Regions from separate parts of the Mus musculus genome. Here region 2 is linked to region 1. A link is a contact called in ENCODE Hi-C data. All regions are on one chromosome and are shown on one strand. The core of a region is the stretch at or near the end of the contact, and the rest is flanking DNA. Distances in the headings are between cores, read along the strand shown.

Region 1 (3,625 bases), core at 193-2,692:
AAATAAATAAATCTTTAAAAAACAAAACAAAACAAAATTATGTTGTCTATATAGGTGTTTGCCTACAAATCCTTTGGTGTTACAGATGGTTGTGAGCCACCATATAGGTGCTGGGAACTGAACCTGGGTCCATTGCTAGACCAACATGTGCTCTGAACTGCTGCACCATGTCTCCAGTCTACAACTTTGTCTTTTTTTTTTCATTTTTTCAACAGTCTGTGGTGACATACACCTTAAATTCCAGCACTTAGGAGGCAGAGGGAGGCGGATCTCTGAGTTCGAGGCCAGCCTGGTCTACAGAGTGAGTTCCAGGCCAGCCAGGACTACACAGAGAAACCCTGTCTAAAAAAATCCAACCAAGCAAACAAGCCCAAGTTTCATCATAACATGTTCACACATGTACACGGTATTTGTATGATTTCCCTCCATTGCCTTCTTACCCATCAACACCTGCAGATGCCCTATTTCCCAATGTATCTTAAAAGAAAAAAAATTATTATTCAGGCTAGAGAGATGGTTCAGATGTTAAGAGCACTGGCTATTCTTCCAGAGGTCCTGAGTTCAATTCCCAGCAACCACATGGTGGCTCATAACCATCCATAATGAAGTCTGGTGCCCTTTTCTGGACTGCAGGTATCGTGCAGGCAGAACATTGTATATGTAATATATAAATAAATCCTTTTACAAAAAGAATTATTCTATGGATATGAATACACTGTCTTCAGACACACCAGAAGAGGGCATCTGATCCCATTACAGATGGTTGTGAACCATCACGTGGTTGCTAGGAACTGAACTCAGGACCTCTGGAAGAGCTCTTAACCCCTCAGCCATCCCCCCAGCCATCCCCCAATTATCTTTTAATGTATAATTGGTTTTGTCCCATGCTAATGAGTGTGGCTCTGACTGTACACTCTCAGCCCTATTTTCTTCAGTTTTTATGTATCGGTCTTCCTCCGTCTTAATAGGTTGTAAGGAAGTTGATGTCTTAAAATATTCATAAGTTAAATACTATTCCATCTGAAATGTAGGAAATATCTTTAGCCAGCCCCTGACCTACGGACAGGAAACATTGGCCAACACAACATACTTCCCAGGCCAAACCCTTTAAGTGGGTTGAAAAGTATGACCCTAGCATAGCTATTTTCTCTAACCTTATATAGCAAGCTTAGGTTCCAGGCGGCTATCAATAGCTACACCTGCATTCTTCTGTTAATCAATCTAGAGAAATCCTTCGCTCGTTTGGTGGCAGGAGGGTGGGTGCACCTGAGGGGTCTGACAGATCTGGGGTTCTGTCCTGTTTAAAAGCAGGGCCATGTGAGGTGTACATGGCGAGGCGGAGCCCGACGTGGAACGACCAATGGCAAGCGAGTAGGGCGGCACCAGGACCCAGCTACGTCTTAAAAGGGCAGCTGAAGGGCGTCGGGGGCCACGCCAGCACAGGCTCCTTCACTCTGTGCTAACATCAGTAGCGTCCTTGTCCTCCGGTAGGCATGCGCGCGCTGCGGGCCGGCCTGACCCTAGCGCTGGGCGCGGGGCTGGGCGCCGCGGCAGAGCATTGGCGGCGGCGGGAGGGCAAAGCGCCGGGGCTGCTGGGCCGAGTGCCATTGTTGCCGGTGGTCGCGGCCGATCTTCCCGCGCTGCCGGGGGGACCGGCGGGCGGCACCGGGGAACTGGCCAAGTACGGGCTGCCCGGCGTGGCGCAGCTCCGGAGCCGCGAGTCCTACGTGCTTAGCTACGACCCGCGCACGCGCGGTGCGCTCTGGGTGTTGGAGCAGCTGAGGCCAGAGCGGCTCCGTGGCGACGGGGACCGTAGCGCCTGCGACTTCCGCGAGGATGACTCTGTGCACGCGTACCACCGCGCCACCAATGCGGACTACCGCGGCAGTGGCTTTGACCGCGGCCATTTGGCCGCCGCCGCCAACCACCGCTGGAGTCAGCGGGCCATGGACGACACCTTCTACCTGAGCAACGTAGCGCCTCAGGTAGTCTCGGACCCTGGTCGCCCGCCCGACTGCAGCGTCTAGATCTTACTTTACACGTGCACCGTGGCGGGAGGGAGGAATCTTACAGTGGCACTGCAGAATCCGGGGTTTATCCTTCTTCAGCCTCCCGTGGGAAGCAGTGCACCAAGTAGTGACGGGCTGCAGCAATGCCTGTCAGCAAGCCACCCAGTGTGCTTCCTCAGGGAACCCGGGAGCTTGACTCCTCAGTCTACCCTGCTGGCCTAGGGCCAGTCAGGCCTCCAGGGCACACTGTTAGCACTGCACCTGCTCCCAGCAGGGTCTTGATTGTGAAGTAGGTTCCTGGGACATCCACCCAGTGGATGGAGATGGACAGGAGACCATATCCCACCCCACACCTTTTGTTGCTCGATTTTCCAGGCTGCCCAGGAACTCAAGAGATCTGCCTGCCTCTGCCTCCTGAGTGCTGGGATTAAAGGTGCACACCAGCACTGTCCAGTCCCCGTGCCTTTAGAGCTTGACCTAAGGTTTGGGAGTTCCAAGAGACCTTGGGGGTCTCTGAATGACTAATGTCCCCTCCTTCCTCCTTCCCTTGAGATGGGGAAAGCTTAGAGCATTGGAGTGCCAGGAATGGAGTGTGGCTAGCACTGGCTCAAAAACTGTAGTCACAGAGCCGTAAGGAGGGAGCCCTTCTTTGAGCCCTTGTCCTTCAAATGTTTGGGCATTGACATTAAGAGCTGGGGCATGCCTAATGGAAGGTCCGAGGTGTGCTCCTGAGCCTCGCTTCTCCCACCAGGTGCCACACCTCAACCAGAATGCCTGGAACAACCTTGAGAGGTACAGCCGCAGCTTGACGCGAACTTACCAAAATGTCTATGTCTGCACGGGGCCGCTTTTCCTGCCCAGGTAAGCCTGTAGCTGACGGGGCCTCCGACTCCTGTTCTCCAACCTTGGGCTTTCTGTGTCACTGTAGCCAGAGACCTTTGGGTGGCCTAGAACTCTGCTGTGCCCTCAGGTGCCTGGCCCCACACCTGCCTTTGCTCCCCACGTCTGACCTGCCTTACCACCTGTAACCCGTGGCTGCACGGGAGGCTGTCACCCTTGCCTCTGACGTGCTAAGGATTCCTGGCAGACAAATGAGCTGAGCTCCTCGGGAGGGCACAGAAAGCAGCAGCAGCAGCAGCAGCAGCAGCAGCAGCACGGGCTGCAGCACGGGCTGCAGGAGGCAGCGGCTGCTGCGGAAACCAGAAGCTACAGGCATCCACTACAGGCCATCTGGCGTGGCGCGGTGTGACGCCACCCGAGCACCAGGCTGGGGCTGGGGTTCCCCAGCATGGCCTCCCACTCGTGCTTGTTAGGTGTACTGCCTACGGGACAGGTTACAGTCACGTGAGCATAGGTGAGCATCAGGGTCTAGAGAGCTCATTCCTCTAGCTGCGTTTATTGCCTCCCATTCTGTCTGAAGCAGTATTGGGCAGAAAAGCAGAGGTTAAGCATTGGTCCCCACCTTACATAGTTCCCAGACCCAAGGAGGCACCAGGCCCAGCACAAACTTCTTGCTTGTTGGAAGTTAGGAAGGCTTCCTGGAAGAGGTGACCTTGTATGTAACCAGGCCTCTTGGCCATGCGCCCGGGTCTATCCACAGGACCGAGGCTGATGGG
Region 2 (3,762 bases), core at 755-3,254, about 60 Mb after region 1:
TGGATAAGTTGACTATTAATCAAAATAATTCTTCCACAAAATGCCCATAGGCCAAGCTAAACTAGACAATTCCTCATTGAAATTTCCTTCCCAGGTGATTCTAGATTTTGTCAATGTGACTATGGAAACTATCACACCATCCATGATTAGCAATTAATGGAGACACCAAAGAGAATGAGACTGGTGTGATGATTTTATAGCTACTGCTCATCTACATATTGAGCCGGTATCCCTAAGAGAAATGGACCACACATCTAGCATGCTTGATCCATTTTCTCTGGAAGCTGCTGGCATTAATTTATCTGGTCTGGATAAATATCAACAGATGCACAGAAAATGAAGTGCAGACCATAGTCATCTCAAAGCTGAAAGGGGCCAACTTTATGATAGTCTGTCCATTGTAGAGAGATTGTGGGTGACATGGAAATTCTGAAAGGTGAAATGGCATTTTAGACACACTTCTCTGGTATTTCTCACCAAGAAATGTTAACAGACTTTGAAGGTAATAAATCTGGTATATCAACTTAAAAGAAGAGACATAGGTCTGGAGTTAAACATCCATTAAGTATGGTGGTCAACACGAGTAGTTCACTCCTGCTTGATTCCTCTGAAATAAGAAAATATACAAATTTATGATTTTCTGTATTTTTATAGTGGGATGAGCCAAAAATTATTTCATTTTCATAACAATTATTTTACTTCATCATTCTGTTGGTAGACAGCATATGTGTCATTTTAAAGTTATCTTCTAGTATTAATGTTAGATTCAGTAATAGGGCACAAAGTCTGTCTTTTGCACCATTACATAACACAAAGTAAAACTGATTCAGAAATGTTTTTGATGATCAAGATGAGATGACCAAAAGTGGAAGATTACAATCAGCATCGTCATTCAGAAAACAAAGATGTATTTGTCTACATTAGAAAAAAAAAGATTAATATACTCATGGGCAAATATCCCATGATAATTCCATTGCTTGACTCCATCTCTAAACACAAATTGAGAAAAAGAAAAATCCTACTAAAGACAGATCCCATTTCAATAAGCACAAAAAACAAGATATATTTTTAATTTTGTTGTGGAGCCTCAGCTGTCCTTTTGCTTCCAGGACATTCGTATAGCATTTTTCATTTCTGTATTCCTTAGAGTATAGACAATGGGGTTCAGCATAGGGGTAATGACAGTGTAGAACACAGACACAAGCTTATCTTCAGTGAAGGTGGAGGAAGGTCTCATATAAATAAATGCACCAGGCACAAAGAACAGGATGACCACTGTGATGTGAGAGGCACAGGTGGAGAGAGCCTTGCGCCTCCCCTCTGCAGAACGCTTCCTCAAGCTGATTAGGATGACAGCATAGGAGGACACCAAGATGAAGAGAGAGACTATAGAGATTAAACCACTGTTGGCCATCACAATAAACCCCTCCATAAAGGTGTCAGTGCAGGCAAGCTTAAATAATTGTTGCAGGTCACAGAAGTAGTGGTCAATCACATTGGGACCACAGAAGGGCAATGGAATAGTGATGATGATCTGGATTATGGAGTGAATGAAGCCCCCCAGCCAGGAGCCAGCCACCAGCATGTGACACACTTGACGACTCATGATGTTCATGTAATGAAGAGGTTTGCAGATGGCCACATAGCGGTCATAGGCCATCACCACTAGCAAAATGACTTCAACAACACCAAAGAAATGGGAAAAGAATATCTGAGTCAGACAGCCCTTCAGAGAGATGGTTTTAACCTTAGCAAGTAAGTCAGTGATGAACTTAGGGACAATTGTAGAGGAGTAACAGATCTCCACCAGGGACAAGGAACTGAGGAAGAAGTACATGGGAGAATGTAAAGTCTTACTGATGCTGACTGCCACAAGAATAAGACTGTTGCCCAGCAATGTGGCCAGGTACACAGGAAGGAACAGCACAAAGCACACCTTCTGAACCTCTGGATCCTGGAAAAGGCCAGTGAAAATTAACTCGGTTACATTATTTTTGTTGGCCATGGAGTCAGTTCACGTGTGTTGGACATCAGATGATAGGAAGGCTGAAAAAAAGTCAAAGCATTGCAGCACAAGTTAACTTCACTAAAAGCACTCCCAAAAGCTCAGACTGTTTGTTTTGCTAAATACTTACTACTCAGCCAGTACATTCTTACTTAGCATTAAATGTTACTACTCTAGTGGGTTAATTTATTATATTTTAATTTCATTTACTATTAATAGAAAATAGAAGTCCAGAGGAATGGTTATTTATCCATAGTCACACAAAAAAATATAACTCAGAATGAGTCTTTCTAACTTTCAGCCCAGGTATCTCTATAATCATCAAAAGGCATTACAAATTTAAGAGTTCAAGATACATTATAGGTAGAAAGGTGGGGAGTTGGATACATAGATCATGTATTTGTATTATCTTCATTGCATTTAATAGGTCTTCCTCTTGCATGTTCCTTTTGATGCCATTCTGCTCCAATTCTTTGTGTTCTTCTGTTCCTCAGAGAATTATTACACCTGAAGCAAATAAATGCCTCATATGCTTCATATGACTTGATCATTTACAAAGAATAGACATTTATTAGCTCATAGTTCTGCAAGCTGAGAAGACCAAAGCAAGTTCAGAATCAAGGGGCTTGCCTTCCCTCTGTGCCGTGGCATGGCAGAGATATCATATGGTAACTCAGAACAAACCTAAGGAGAAAAGCTCCCTCTGGAGCAATGCCGCTCAGTCTTCACATCTACTGAAGCATAAGCAGAATAGGCCAGCATGATTCAGTCACCAACTAGAGATCAAACTCCCAAAATCATAAACTCACCAGGAAATAAAACTACACTTTATAGAGGACTATTTTCCTGTTCCTTCTGACCTTTCCCAATGTCTTCCATGCTGTGTCCCATCCTCAGCTGTGCCAATCCTCACTTTACTCAAGACAGAATCCTCTACATCTTCTAACGAATGTTCATATCTCTGAGAGTATTGGAATAACTAAATTCTCCACACTCTTCAACAATCATTTGCCACCATCTCCCACTAAGTCTATTGAGGGTCAGTCACTACAAAGAGACAGAGAAATTTCTCAATAGCTCAGTAGGATCCGGTAAGTAGGAGCAACTAAGAGAAGATTAGATACAGAAAACACAGAGTGGTTGAAAGGGAGAGGTTATGTTTCCAGACACAATAGGGTTGATGTCCATATGAACTCACAGAAACTGACAGTATGCACAAGACCTGCACAGGGCCAAGCCAGATAAAATCCCAGGATGGAGAAGGGGAAGAAGTGGGTGAAAGTCCCACCCCTAACCAAAAAGCTATGTTTCATTGAAAACTTCTAAGAAGGAGAAAAATCAATTTTCTCCCATTGAATAATACTGAGTATATCAACTACATTCCAGGACAGGCTTCACAGCAAGAAGTAACTGGCCCACACAAAACAGACTCAGGACTTTCCTGGGGTTTTTGAATGGTGGAGGTTTCTATGCTAGTATTAGGAGGGTGTTTACTCTTGCTTGTTTATTTGTTTGTTTTTTTGGAAGAAAAAAGAACATGAAGTTAGGTTAGGAGGGGAATCTGGGAGTAGGGGGGGACTGGAAAATATTATTAAAATATAGTGTATGAATTTGTAATGAAAAAAATAATTAATAGACATTCAAAATCAATAAAAATGTATTATAGAACCAAAAAATGTTATGCTTGAAGAGAGAGGCCATTATATATTACTTCTATTTGAGTTGATGCCTAGAAACTCTGGACCCTACACAATTCT

The links. A loop is a pair of places that touch in the nucleus more often than their neighbours do.
Region 2: a map of T-helper 17 cell shows a loop between it and region 1 (78-fold over the local background). The contact joins the promoter of Olfr142 here to the promoter of Endog in region 1. A Hi-C loop is called at or near these places in 4 of 37 maps with a recorded cell type or tissue (T-helper 1 cell, T-helper 17 cell and regulatory T cell).

What each region holds. Positions count from the first base shown.
Region 1 is chr2:30,170,082-30,173,706 of GRCm38, forward strand. Endog (endonuclease G) reads left to right here and starts at 1,443. Exons shown (of 3, transcript NM_007931.1): 1 at 1,443-1,985; 2 at 2,761-2,870; 3 at 3,610-3,625. The coding sequence starts at 1,494. It overlaps Gm31080 (a long non-coding RNA gene), which reads left to right. Exons shown (of 4, transcript XR_866091.1): 4 at 216-254. Spout1 (SPOUT domain containing methyltransferase 1) reads right to left here. Exons shown (of 12, transcript NM_172660.4): 12 at 3,366-3,625.
Region 2 is chr2:90,250,982-90,254,743 of GRCm38, forward strand. It overlaps Olfr142 (olfactory receptor 142), which reads right to left and starts at 2,005. Exons shown (of 1, transcript NM_146984.1): 1 at 1,088-2,005. The coding sequence starts at 2,005. The coding sequence ends at 1,088.